Linked DNA regions of Homo sapiens: region 2 is linked to region 1. The links are chromatin contacts, found by Hi-C or POLR2A ChIA-PET in ENCODE. All regions are on one chromosome and are shown on one strand. Each heading gives the region's core, a stretch centred on a gene start or an enhancer-like site at or near the end of the contact. The rest is flanking DNA. Distances are from core to core; before and after follow the strand shown.

Region 1 (7,213 bases), core at 502-3,001:
GTGCCACCACGCCTGGCTAATTTTTGTATTTTTAGTAGAGATGGGGTTTCACCGTGTTGGCTAGGCTGGTCTCAAACTCCTGACCTCAGGTGATCTGCTTGCCTCGGCCTCCCAAAGTGCTGGGATTACAGGCGTGAGCCACTGCGCCTGCCCGGCTGCTACATTCTTATTCTGTATCTGCCACTCAGGCACCATGTGATTGCCAGCAAGTCGTTTTGTTTCTGTTTTTCATCTCTTCATGTTACAAGGTAACAAATCTTGTCCTTCTTATCTGTTTTTATTCTCACAATGACTTTTTAAAACTTGTAAGTACTGAATTATACTTTTGCAAGACATCACTAAGTCTTAGAAAACATTAAAGTATAAATGGAAATGGTGCTTGCATTCAAGAAATAGATATTTTGTTTCAGATTCTTAAGGTACAATTTAGACCATGAAGCTAATCCAGATGATACTGGTCGTTAGAAGCCCTAACTATTTGGAGGATCATACTAATTACAGTGAAACTGATTACTTTTTGAAAAGAGAAAAACTGCTTGTTGTTGTAAAAGACAGTAATGAACTGTAAGGGCTACATGCTGTGCAGGAATATTAAGCATGACTGCTTTATATCTCCTACTGCTAAGCAGCATTGGAACTGAATTGATGTAAACAAGCCTGTGTATTCTTGTTCATTATTGCTTTTAGATTGCACCATTTGAGGATTGTGGTAGATTTGGAGTGAGAAGTACTAGTTGTTATTAGGAGAAAATTATGTTTTAACATTTGAGAAAATTATTTCAAGTACATTAAAGTTCTGTATTCTACAGAAGCTGTGTTTTTCTGCTTTTGCTTTTAGATAACTTGGATTCTCTTAATGGAATGGGGTGGTTAAGGCGTAGTTAGTTATAAGGTGGGTGTCTATAAAACTAAGCAGACTAAAATTGTGCAGTTACTTAAAGCCAACTCTGACTACTTAAATGAGAATGAGATGGCTAACCTTCTCTATTTTTCTTAGTGTTTAAGAAATTGTTTTTTTTTTCCTGCCCCAGGAAATGGTAAATTTTAGACAACTTTTTTTTTTTTGAGAAACTTTCATTAAAATACAATGGTGTAATCTAATAAGAAAGTAAATTTGTTGAGAGTTGAAAATCTGAAATAATTCTTTTTTAGTGACTGTATAGAATTTGTGACTCCTTCCCTTCTCTAATCCTGCATTTTATGATGTCCATGAATAATATTTCTGAATATTGTCCTTATTAATTCTTTCTAACTTTCTTTTTCACATTTTCTTCCTGGATTTCCTGTTTCCTTCAGTCTCACCTCAAGGTCAGTATGCTTGCACTAAAACAAAGATGATGTGATTGAGCGTTGTTTGCGAATATTGTCTTGAATTCTTACAGGGAACTGAACATATTTCAGGAGAGGGATATCTAGAAATCTAGCTGTGAGGATAAAATGTCAAGGGTATTGGGTTTATCAGAAGAGTGTGTTCAGATTTTTGTGCTTTGAAAAGGTAGTGTGAGTAGTCAGAGAGCAAGAACCAGATGGCCAGGTTTTGACTGAGAGAGAAGTGGAGATGAAAAGAGCATTACGAGGAAAGAGGAGGGGAAAAAGAATTGTGTTAATGTAATTGAACATTCAGTGGAGACATTCTGGCTATTAAACGGGGTAAAGTGCCGCAAAAATGATGGAGGGAAAGTCACAACTGCCTATAGCTTTATAGAAGAAACCTTGAATTATTTACTGAGACGAACTTTCAGACACACACACACCCACATCCTTTAAATTTTGGTTTCATTTTGTGACTCTGCTGGGTGGTAGAACTAGTGATAACAAAAACAGCAACGATTACTGCTATTTATATGTGCCAGAGGCACTGTAGCGGAACATATTTTGTTTCAGTTGATCTTAGCAACTATGAAGAGAGATTTATTATTTTGATTTTTTAGTTGAAAAAGCACAAGTGCAGAGACCATTAAGTAACTTGCCCATCTTCATTAGTAAGTAAATAGTGAGAGAAGCGGCACAAAACAAAAATCTGCATTTAAAAAGTTACTTATTTTGCATATGAGCCATGACAATATAAAGTGTGAGGATTTCTGATAGGATTCAGAAATGAGCCTGTTAATATCATATGTGTTTTACCTAGCAGCTGCCTAATAATAATAGCGATTATATATATGTGTGTGTGTGTATATATATATATATATCTGTGTGTGTGTGTGTGTATATATATATATATAGATATATATTTGCTGTTTATAAAAGCACCTCTTTGACTCAACAGCTAGCATATGGGTTACACTGGGATAAGTGTTAAAAGAGTTAGCCCGCCAAAAAAGAAAATAAATTGAAAAAAATTTATGCCCCCTGCCCATTTTGAGTAAGCTGTATTCATTACAGAAGGAATCTTAAAGTGTTTGTAATAAAAATAGCAAACACAAATACTGCATTTAAAAAATAGATTTTCCCGTTTCTAATCTAAACATTTTCTCCACATATTGTAGTAGAACAGTATGGGTACCACTTAAGTAATTCCAATTAGGTGGCAAAATCTGAAAGCAGTTGAGTTTTAGTATAAAAATTTCATGAAGTGTTTTGCCTTGTGTTTAGAGAACTTTCATCTCTAACTTAAGCTTCAAGCTGACTCATTTTAGTGGGAAGTTTTATCATTTGTCCCATAGTTAGTCCTTTGCACGACTGGTTTTGCTCTCAGTCTCTCTAAATGAAACCCTGGGAAAAGCTTCAGAAGAATTTGACCGTGAAGCCATTGGTATATACATAATTCACTGAGTTACAGGTTATATTAATTGTAATATTGTTAGCTGGTTTATTTTAGTTAACTTTTACCCAGCAGCAAATGCCATTAAATCATACTTATTTCTAAATAAGTTTATTTTCCAAGGAATACAAAATAAAATAGTCATTGTTTTTTCAGTGGCAAAGATCATCTTAGCTGTAGTATGCAAAAGTTTAAAGTCTCTCTTCATTCCAGATTATGATTTAGTGCAGTATTTTTTTTCTAGATAGAAACATTTTACCATTTTAATTGTGGTTTTGCCAAGTCCAGTTGAATAGGTCATAAAGAGAGTATAATTTATTACTGCTTTGATACTGGATTGTTTGGGTGACTTCATTATATGACCTTGGGCAAGATACTTAACCTTTCCATGTTTATTTTAACCACTTGTTTTGTGTTAATAGTGATGCTTAGCTGTAGTATTTGTATTTTAGTGTCTCCACTAAACATTTCTATTTTGCAGAGGTTTATTTTTATTCCTCTCTTCTCCCTTGTCTTCTTCCCCTGCCCTGCTCTCCTCTGTCTTCCTTTGCATTCAGTACAGAGTAGTGAGATTTTATTTAGAGTGATACTGACTGAAGACTCACATTTTCTATCTTCAGACATACACATCTTTTTATTTCCTGTTCAATGACATTAGCACCAGAGAGTGAATACAAAGAAATTATTCCATGTATAGATGAAAATATATGATTTGGTTCAGAATTCTTCTTTTGGCTAACGGTCATTCAGAGATGAGAGCTATAAATGTCATCTCTATTCTCATTAACACTTAGGTCTAAAATTGAGCTCAATATTATTAATATCTATGTTTTAATTATCAGTTACCACTGTAGACTTGTTTTTAAAACAAATGTTTAGAATATGTGTGATAGTTCCTAACAACTTCATTAACCCATTTATACCAGAGGTTGCACATTTTTTGTGTGTGAAGAATCAGAGCTTCGTGATGACCTTGAGCAGTAGGATATAAATAACTACCACAAGCTTAGCATTCCAGTAATAGAACACTAGGCATAAAAGGGTTAAGACCAGAGTCCCTATGTTGTTAAAAGTTAAAATACTTTTATACTTTGCCCCCCAAAAAATCCCATTGTTATAGTCTCTTTTATATAGTTTGATGGAAACATTTCACATTAATTTCTAAAATCTAATTCAAATAGTTATTTCTCTGATTACACACTTTAAAAAGATTTTTTACATTATTGTCTGATTTCATTAAGAAAAGGCACTATACTAGTTGCTAAAACCTCATCATAAGATATATCACTCACAAAAATAGATGTAATTGTATTTTTGAAAGGGTTAGTTTCTTATTTTTTTAGCTAAAGCTTTTTTTTATAGGCCCTAGAAAATTTCTGACCCCATAAAATCTATTTACAAGGAGTTTGACTTATGGGCAAGAGTTTATAACCCAGGAGAATGATCGTTATTATTTGCATTTTTAGCTTCCACTTTTCATTCCTTTCGCTTTTTTAAGCAACTCTATTGTTCAAGAGCGTATTTCTTATTATTTTTCTTTCAAATAATAGTGCCTAGTGTTTTTGTAATAGTCTGCACAAGCAAGTGTAACATCTTCTCTGTTAAATAACATCTGCTGGTGTAGTAGTGTACTCTTTTGAATAACTCATTGGTGGGAAAAAAAATACGTGAATGCAGACTTGTGCTGATCTTCCTAACTCTTCTACTGAAAATGATAGTTTTATGCTATCATGCATTGATAAATGGTAAATGTTTTTTTAGATAGCAATTGTAGATCACCACGGTTGTAGATCACCACAAATTCTGTAAATCAGCTGAAGATGGCAAATTCAACAGAGAAGGGAAGAAAGAATAATTTTAAAGTTGGCCAAAATTTGAGTTTTTATAGAGTTGCCAGATTTAGCAAATAAAAATATGGATGCCCAGTTAAATTTCATATAAACCACAAATCATCTTTTAGTATGTCTTATAATAACTATTGGGCCATACTTACTCTGGCACCCACCCCCCCATCTCAGTAAAACGACAGAAACACGTCTGATTTCTGATTACAGTTTGACACTGTTAAAAATGCTATCACCTTCTTTATCTCACTTCACCTCATAACAACTATATGAATTGGATGACATTTTCCCGTTTCACAGATCAGAAAATTGACTTTACAGAGATGAGATGATTTACTTCGGGTCATAGCTACTAAGTGGCAGAATCTAGGGTACAAATCTAGTTTGTCTCATTTCAAGTTTACTTCACACTTTCCTTTCCTCTGTATCAAGCTTGTCCAACCCATGGCCCACAGCCCATGGCCTGCATGCAGCTCAGGTCAGCTTTGAATATGGCCCAACACAAATTTGTAAACTTACTTAAAACATTATCAGCTTTTTTTCATGTTTTTAAGCTCATCAACTATTATTAGTGTTAGTGTATTTTATGTGTAGGCCGATAATTCTTACTCTTCCAGTGTGGCCCAGGGAAGTAAAAAGATTAGACACCCCTGCTCTATATCTTGTTCTGTTATGTGTTTGTGACATCTAGAGATGACATGCAGGTTGTAATACCTTTTTAAATTTATGCTTTTTAGATCCTTGGAGCATGGGGGTGAAGGGTTGGATTACTTGTATTATTTGGTTTGCACAGTGTCCAGAGAAGCAGAATGTGTGGTCTTGGAGTGGAAACTGCATGCAGCTCTATCTCTTATTTGGCAGCTGTTGGCGTGTTCCAGTTGTGTCTTCTTTTGATTATACTAAGCCTGTCTTGTATGGGAAATTGATTAATTCTGAATAAAATAATGATATTGCAATCAGCAATTAAATTGTTTTTTTGTTTTGTTTTGAGATGAGTCTTTCTCTTGTTACCCAGGCTGGAGTGCAGTGGCGCAATCTCAGCTCACTGCTTTCAAGCAACCTCCGCCTCTCGGGTTCAAGTGATTCTCCTGCCTTAGCCTCCCGAGTAGCTGGGATTACAGGCACTTGCCACCACGCCCAGCTGATTTTTTTTTTTTTTTTTTTTTTTTTTTTTGAGGTGGAGTCTTGCCCTGTCTCCCAGGCTGGAGTGCAGTGATGTGATCTCAGCTCACTGCAACCTCTACCTCCCAGGTTCAGGCAATTCCCCTGTCTCAGCCTTCTGAGTAGCTGGGATTACAGGGGTGTGCCACCATGCCCAGCTAATTTTTGTATTTTTAGTAGAGACAGGGTTTCGCCACGTTGCTCAGGCTGGTCTTGAACTCCTGACCTCAGATGATCCACCCGCCTCGGCCTCCCAAAGTGCTGGGATTACAGGCGTGATAAACTGTTTTTAAAGCAGTCTCATGATGGCTTTATTTGCAAGGGGGCTATTGGTATGTATTGTTCCCTATGATTATCAATACATTTGGAATTCACATAGTTAAACAAACTTATGGTTTCATGTAGCAATGTTTGGGATTTCTTCATAGCATTTTTTTTTTTTTTTGCTCTAATTCTTAGGTGAGATTGGCTAGTCTGTCACCATTTGTAGCCTGTTGTATGAGATGTTCCTATAGTATGGACTAGTTCATTCATTTGTGTTGTCCTATTTATCAACATTTTCTGCCTTGCTCAAGAAATGCTCTATAACGCAACTTGTATTTCAGATATTGGGTAATTTGATTATTTTATAAGATCCTTTAGAACAGTGCTTCTCAAACTTAAGTGTCATACAAATTGGATGGGAGCTTGTTAAAATAGAGTTCTTATTTGATGGATTTGGTTGGGGCCTGAATTTTTCTACCTTTCGAAAAGCTCCCAGTTGGTACTGATACTGTTGGTCTGTTGAGCGTGCTTTGACTCACAAGATTTTAGTGAGTTAACGTTTTTCAAATAGATTTTTCTCCTTTTTTAAAAAATTCACAAACATTTAACAATATCTCTGTTGATTTATTTATACTAGCTCATATTTGAACTTGTTATAAAAATCGACCTTTCCTTGGGTTTAGGATATCAAGGTGACCGTTTTGCCTTTGTTAAAGGACGTCTGAGGTTTTCTATTGGCATGGGTACAAGAGTCAGGTTAAGATTTCAGGATGTTAGAGCAAAAGCACTGTTTTCACTGGCACCTGTTGCCTTGTTGCTTTAAATGTATAAAAGCATATTGAACAGTGGAACAAAGTGACAAGAAATTTAGGGTGAGGCAACTGGAGAAAAGAGTCACAAACTTCAGAACTATTGAGTTGGCTTCTTGGGTATGGCTTATGCTTTCACAGAAACCTTCCTTCCAACCTCTAGTTTCTGTTGTCCATGTATGTGGCTTTGAGGTCTCAGAATTTGAGATTGTGCTTTGGGAGAAACAGACAAGGAAATCAGTGGCCTTCACTGGCAGCTGGCAGACCTGTAAGTGATGTGGTTTAATTGTGTGTACGTCAGGATTGCTCTGTCTTTAAGACGGTCTTTTTAAGCTGCAGTGTTTATCCACTGTTGGCATTTTCTTTGTTGG
Region 2 (7,239 bases), core at 3,445-5,944, 380 kb before region 1:
TGGTGTTTTCGAGGATCATCGTGATTGCACGCATCAGTACTTCATCCCCTTTTATGACTGAATAACATTCCATTGCATGGAAATATCACAGTTTGTTTATTTATCCATTGATGAACATTTGGGCTGTATCCACCTTTTGGCTATTATGAGTACTGCTGCTATGAATATTTGTGCAGAAGTATTTTTTTGAGTACCTGTTTTCATTTCTTTTGGCTGTATACTAGGAATGGAATTGCTGAGTCATGTGGAAATCTTTGTTTAACTTTTTGAGGAGGCATCCTACCGGGAGTGACATGATACCTCATTATGGATTACATTTGCATTTCCCTAATGATTAATAATGTGGAACATCTTTTCATATGCTTATTGGCTATTTGTGTATCTTTGGAGAAATGTTTATTCAAGTTCTTTGCTCATTTTTTATTGGATTGCTTGTTTTTTTGTTGATTTATTAGAGTTCTTTATATATTTTAGAAATTAGACCCTTGTCCAGATCCATGATATGCAGATATTTTCTCCTATAGGTTGCCTTTTTTGCTCCTTGATAATGTTCTATGATGTACAGATTGAGTATAGTATCTCTTATCCGAAATGCTTGGGACCAGAAGGGCTTTGAATTTTTTCAGATATTGGAACTTTGAATTATACTTACCAGTTAAGCCTCCCAAATCTGAACTCCAAAATGTTCAAATGAGCATTTTTGTTGTGTGTCATGTTGGTGCTCAAGTTCAGATTTTCTATTGGAGCATTTTGGATCTTGGATTTTCTGATTTGGATGCTCAAGCCTGTGCCAAGTTTTAAATTTTGATAAAATCCAATGTATCTGCTTTGTCTTTTGATGGTTGGGCTTTTGGTGTCATGTAAGAGTCCATTGTCATAAATAACCAAGGGCATACAGATGTATCCCTAAGTTTTCTTCTAAGAGTTCTATCAATTTAACTTTTCTATTTAGGTTATTGTTCCATTTTTAAGTTAACTTTTGTGTATGCCGTGAGGTAGGGTCTGATTTCATTCTTTTACATGTTGATGTCCAGTTATCCCAGCATCATTTGTTGAAGAGACTTTTACCTATTGAATGGTCTTGGTACTCTTCTCAAAAATTATTTAATCATATGTATAGGTTTATTTCTGGACTCTCAATTCTATTTCATTGGCCTACATGTCTGTTCTTATGCCAGTACCGCATTGCTCTGATTACTATAGTAATTTTTGTAAATTTTGAAAATTAGAAGTGACTTCTCCAATTTTGTTCTTCTTTTTCACTATTGTTTTTGACAGTTGGGGTCTTCTTGAAATTCCATGTGAATTTGAGGATTAGATTTCCATTTCTACAAGAAAAGGCTGTTGGAATTTTGACAGAAATTGTGTTGAATCTGTAGATCATTTTGTATAGTATCACCATCTTTAACTATATTGTCTTCTAATCCGTGAACACAGGGTGTCTGTCCATTTATTTATGTCTTTTTTAATTTCTTTCAGCAATGTTTTGTAGTTTCATTATACAAGTCTTTCACATCCTTGGTTAAATTTATTCCTAGATCCTTTATATGCTATTGCAAATGAAATTGTTTTCTTAATTTCCTTTTCAGATTGTTAATTGCTGGTATATATAAATACAACTGATTTTTGTGTGTCAGTCTTGTACTTTTGTAACTTTACTGAATTCTTGTATTAGCTCATCTGTGTGTGTGTTCATTCTTTGGGGTTTTTTTTTTTTTTTTTTTTTTTTAAACAGATGGGGTTTCACTCTGTCACCGAGGCTGGAGTGCAGTGGTGCAGTCATAGCTCACTACAGACTTGAACTCTAGGCTTAAAGGATCCTCCCACCTCAGCCTCCTGAGTAGCTGGGACTCCAGGTGTGTACCACCATGCCTGGCTAATTTTTAAATTTTTCATAAAGATAGGGTCTCAATATATTGCTTATGGTAGTCACAAATTCCTGGCCTCAAGTGATCTCCCTTGCCTCTGGCTCCCAAAGTGCTGAGATTACAGGTGTGTGCCACCACACCTAGCCATTCTTTGGGATTTTTATATATTGGATCAAGTCATATGTGAATAGATAGTTCTTTCAGATTTGAATGCCTTTATTTCTTTTTCTTGTCTAACTGTTTTGGCTAGAGCTTGAATTATGATTAGCATTGATTATCCTTGTCATATTACTGATTTTAAGGAGAAAGCTTTTGGTCTTTCACCATTGAGTATATGTTAGCTGTGAGTTTTTCATAAATGTTCTTTATCATGTTGAGGAAGTTCTCTGCTATTCCTATCCTAGTTTCTTGAGTTTTTTTTTTTTTTTTTTTTTTTTTGGAAAGGTGTTAGATTTTGTCAAATGCTCTTCTGCATCAAGTTAGATAATCATGAAACCACTTCGTTCTATTAGTGTGATATATTATACTGATTAATTTTCTTATGTTGAATCACCCTTGCATTTCATAGATAAATAGTGTATAATCCTTTTACTATGCAGTTGGGTTTGGCTTGCCAATATTTTGTTGAGAGTTTTTACATCTACATTAATAACGGTGTTAGTCTATAGTTTTCTTTTGGTATCTTCAGTATCAGGGCAATACTGGCCTCACAGAATGATTTAGAAAGTGTTTCCTCCACTTTTGCTTTTTGGAAGAGTAGGATTTGTGTTAATTCTCCTGTAAATGTTTGGTAGAACTCATCAATGAAGCCATCCAGTCCTAGACTTTTCTTTGGAGATTTCTTGAAGGAATGTTCCATGTACAGTTGAGAATATATATTCACTTGTTGTTGGGCAGTGTGTTCTAAATATGTCTGTTACCTTTTGGTGGTTTATAATATTGTTCAAGTCTTCTGTTTTCTTACTCATCTTTTGTCTAGATGTTTTATCCGTTATTGAAAGTGGAATACTGAAGTCTCCAACTATTACTGTAGTGTCTACTAATTTCCTCCCTTTAATTCTGTGAATGTTTGCTTCATTATTTGGTGGCTTTATTGTTTGATGTATATAATTGTTATTTTTTATGGATTGGCCCTTTTATCAATACATCATGCTCTTCTTTATCTCTTGCATCAGTATTTTTACTTATTTTGCCTGATATTAGTTTTGCTACCTCACCCTCTTTTATTTACTATTAGCATAGAATATCATTTTTCTTTCATCCTTTGAATTTCAACCTATTTCTGTCCTTGGATCTATAATGAGTCTCTTGTAGACAGTATATAGTTGGCTTTTTTTCTTTCTTTTTAAAAAATCCATTCTGCCCATCTCTGTTTTTGGTAGGAGAGTTTATTTACATTTAATTAGTCAAAATGAATGATTTGCTATTTTGCTGTTTGTTTTCTGTATGTCTTATACCTTTTTTTTTTTTTTTTTTTTTTTTGAGACGGAGCCTCGCTCTGTTGCCCAGACTGGAGTGCAGTGGCACAGTCTCAGCTCACTGCAACCCCCGCCTCCCGGGTTCAAGCGATTCTCCTGCCTCAGCCTCCTGAGTAGCTGGGATTATAGGTACTCACCACCACGCCCAGCTAATTTTTGTATTTTTAGTAGAGACAGGGTTTCACCACGTTGGTCAGGCTGGTCTCAAACTCCTGACCTTGTGGTCCTGCCCACCTCAGCCTCCCAAAGTGCTGGGATTACAGGCGTAAGCCACCGCCCGCAGCCGTAATATATCACATTCCTAGAGACAGTCTTGTACTGTTTTTTGCTCCTTATCTCCTTCATTACTACCTTTTTAAATGTATTTATTTTTCTTTTGTAGTATACCATTTTCATTCCTTTCTCATTTCCTTTTGTGTATATATTTAGATATTTTTTCAGTGGTTACCTTGAGGATCACAATTAACATCATAAACCTCCAACAGTCTACCCTGAATTGATACCAACTTAGCTTTAATACAGCATACAAATCTCTGATCCTATACAGCCTCACTCCTCCTTCCCATTTTATGTTTTCATTGTCTCAAATTTTATGTTTATACATTGTGTACCCATTAGCATAGTTTTATAATAATTATTTTACATGCATTTGTCTTTTAAATCATGTAGGAAATAAAAGGAATTATAAACCAAAAATACATTAATACTGGTTTTAATATTTAGATGTGTGATGGACTTTACCAGAGATTTGATTTGGTTTTATGGCTTCAAGTTATTGTCTAGTGTTCTTTTATTTCCTCTAAGGATTCTCTTTAGCATTTCTTTTAGGGAAAGTGTACTACTGTCAAACTCTTCCAGCTTTTATTTACCTGGGAATATCTTAATTTCTCTTTCATTTCTGCAGTATAATTTTGCTGATATATAATTCGTGGTTGGCAGTCTTCAGGTTTTTTTTGGGGTTTTGCTTTTGTTTCTTTTAGCACTTTAAATATGTCATCCCACTGCTTTCTGCCCTCTATGGTTTTTGCTGAAAAATCAGCTCATAATCTTATTGAGGATCCCATGGTCATAAGTCACTTCTCCCTTGCTACTTTCAAGATTCTCTCTTTGTCTTTGCCTTTTAACAGTTTGAATATAGTGTTTCTCATTGTGGATCTATTTGCATTTATCCTTAGAGTTTGTTGAACTTTTTGGATGTGTAGATTCATGTCTTTTACTAAGTTTGGGAAATTTGTGGCCATTATTTTCTTAAATATTCTTTCTGCTCTTTTCTGTCTTCTTTATCTAGGACTCCCATTGTGTATATTTTGCTCAACTTGATGGTGTCCCACAGATCTCTTAGACTCTGCTCATTTCTGCTCCTCAGACTGTACAGTTTCACTTCCTATTTTCAAGTTTATTGCCTTTTTCTTCTGTGTGTTCGCATATGCTGTTGAAATCTGTTAGTGAATCTTCACAGTATTTTTCAGCACCTCAATTTCTACTTGGTTCCTTTTTAAAGTTTCTGTCTCTGTTGATATTCTCTACTTCAATAGAATATTCTTTGTACTCTTAATATTTAGCAGCCATTGTTCTCAGCATTTAGTCTGCAAAGTTTTGGCATAGGTACTATAATTATCCCTATTTAACCATGAGTTGATTGTTTTTAGTAAATATCTTAGTACTGAAGAACTGATTAAGAGCTCTGCTTATGAGAGTGGAGCTTTTCAGCAACTGGGCTTTGTCTTCAATGTGGTTGGGCAAAAATCAGTCACAATGGAAGAACCTGAAGTGCTTGATATATCAGAGACATCTTTTTTTTTTTTTTTTTTTTTGGAGATGGAGTCTCGCTCTGTGTTGCCCAGGGCGGAGTGCAGTGGCGTGATCTCGGCTAACTGCAACCTCTGCCTCCCGGGTTCAAGCGATTCTCCAACCTCAGCCTCCCGAGTAGCTGGGGCTATAGGCACATGCCACCATGCCCAGCTAGTTTTTATGTTTTTAGTAGACACCATGTTTCGCCATATTGGTCAGGCTGGTCTTGAACTCCTGACCTCAGGTGATCCATCCACCTCAGCCTCCCAAAGTGCTGGGAGTGAGCCAGCGTCAGCCACTGCACCTGGCAGAGACATCTTTTTTTTTTTTTTTTTTGTCCTATCTGCACTGATGGTGCCTAATTGTCACTTTTCTTTCTCAAGATGTGGTTGGTTATGGTGATTTTAATTAATATTCGTATTTTTATAACCACTTTTCATTCTCACCAAACTTAGCTTCTCTGAGTTTAGAAATGTTCCATTTGTAATATGGAGCAGATTGGATTCCTTCTTGTCCTTATACTTTCCTTATAAACATTGCTATAATAATCATGTTTGTACACAATTCCCAAAGAATAGGTTCTTAAAATGAAATGTGAATCATAATATATGTGTAATTTTCACTTGAATAGCAATTTAGACAAAGATATGATTCCCTCCTGCTAGCTGGGATAATCTTGAAGGTCTTTACTAAAATGATAGATATAATTTAAGTAGATCTTAAAGGATAAACAGGTTTTCTGTAATTAGGGAGGTGCTATGGGAATAGTTAAAAAAAAGAGAGAAGTAATATAAAGTTCATAGTAGGATAAGATACCCTTTTGTTTAAAAATAGGATGTTTATAAGGAGGACTAACGACAAATAAAATTTCCAATATTTTATTATAAAATTCTAAAAATTATATAGAAAAGGCAAAAGAAACATACAGTGAGCACACACTCAGCACCAAGATTCTGTTGTTACTAACTTTTTGCATCACTTGCCTTACCATATTATTAATATGTCCATTTATTCATCCTCCATCCATCTTATTCATTCCATAATAAAATAAATTGTAAAATAAAATAATTCAATATGCTTCACCCGTAAACCCTTCAGTATGCATTTCGTTAGAGTTCCAGTATTTGTGTACTTTATTTTTCTTTTACCTCCAAACAGCATCAGGATAGAATAAATTATTATTGTACGATTGAATGAGTTTTGACAAGGCATTCATTCGTGTAACCAAAACTCTCAAGATAGAGAACATTTCCATCATATCGGAAAATGCCCTTATGCCGCTTTCCAGGCAGCCTTTTCCTTACCCTCCATCCAGCATGACTGTTTTGATATATTTTTTAAACCATAAAACCCACTTTTGCTATTAGTTTTCTTCAATTAGCCCACCCAAATGAAGTAAAATTTTATTTTAGTTCTGCTATTTGATTTTTAGTTAGATCTGGATCTCTGCATGTTTTTCATTTTAAGTAGTTGCCCTGAAGATTACATTTACGTTGTTACTTTTCACAATTTATTTAGGACTAATACTGTACAATTTCATGTAAAATACAAGACCTTTGCACAAATAAGGTTTTCATATAACCCCTCTACCGCTTGTTCTGTATGCTGTAATTTTCATATCTTATACAAGTACAAGATTACATAAGTAATTTCATATCTTATACAAGTACATAGATAAGTCATTATTAAATGGGAGTAATTATAGTACCTATTCAACAAAATTGGAATACTAAATGCAGGAAACAGTGACAGCCAAATGTTAACAGTATAGAAAATTTTACCTCAACAAATAGAGAATATCAGTAAAGACATAGAAATTACAAAAATTAAACAAATTCAGGAACTGAAAAACAATAATTAATAGAATATGTAAGCATATCATATATATCACAGTATTATAGATTTTCCTTTAACCAATCATGTGTGTATTTTAAAGATACTGAAAGGAAAATGTAGTCTTTTCTATTTAACATTTTTAGTGCTCTTTTTTTCCTGAATATTTCCAGATAAAATAGGCATTGGAACTCAATCCCCAGATGTATCTTTTCTACAGTGGGTAGCACCAGAGGTCTCTGTTCAGTTCTTTTAGCATACTTGGGCTG

The links. Hi-C counts contacts between places; a loop is a spot of excess contacts on that map. ChIA-PET counts read pairs that join two places held with the same protein, here RNA polymerase II (POLR2A). Pooled maps may share reads with other maps.
Region 2: a pooled map shows a loop between it and region 1 (4-fold over the local background). The contact joins two enhancer-like sites. A Hi-C loop is called at or near these places in 3 of 50 pooled maps. POLR2A ChIA-PET finds 5 or more read pairs at or near these places in 2 of 52 experiments (CD8-positive, alpha-beta memory T cell and activated CD4-positive, alpha-beta T cell).

What each region holds. Positions count from the first base shown.
Region 1 is chr12:1,203,205-1,210,417 of GRCh38, forward strand. All of the region lies in intron 12 of ERC1 (ELKS/RAB6-interacting/CAST family member 1), which reads left to right. Among named protein-coding and RNA genes, the nearest start is that of ERC1, 220 kb to the left of the region's middle. Within about 2 kb of position 1,752, at least 10 of the 41 ENCODE cell types and tissues checked have a DNase peak (open chromatin) inside an H3K27ac peak, as active enhancers do.
Region 2 is chr12:818,762-826,000 of GRCh38, forward strand. All of the region lies in intron 2 of WNK1 (WNK lysine deficient protein kinase 1), which reads left to right. Among named protein-coding and RNA genes, the nearest start is that of WNK1, 70 kb to the left of the region's middle. Within about 2 kb of position 4,695, at least 3 of the 41 ENCODE cell types and tissues checked have a DNase peak (open chromatin) inside an H3K27ac peak, as active enhancers do.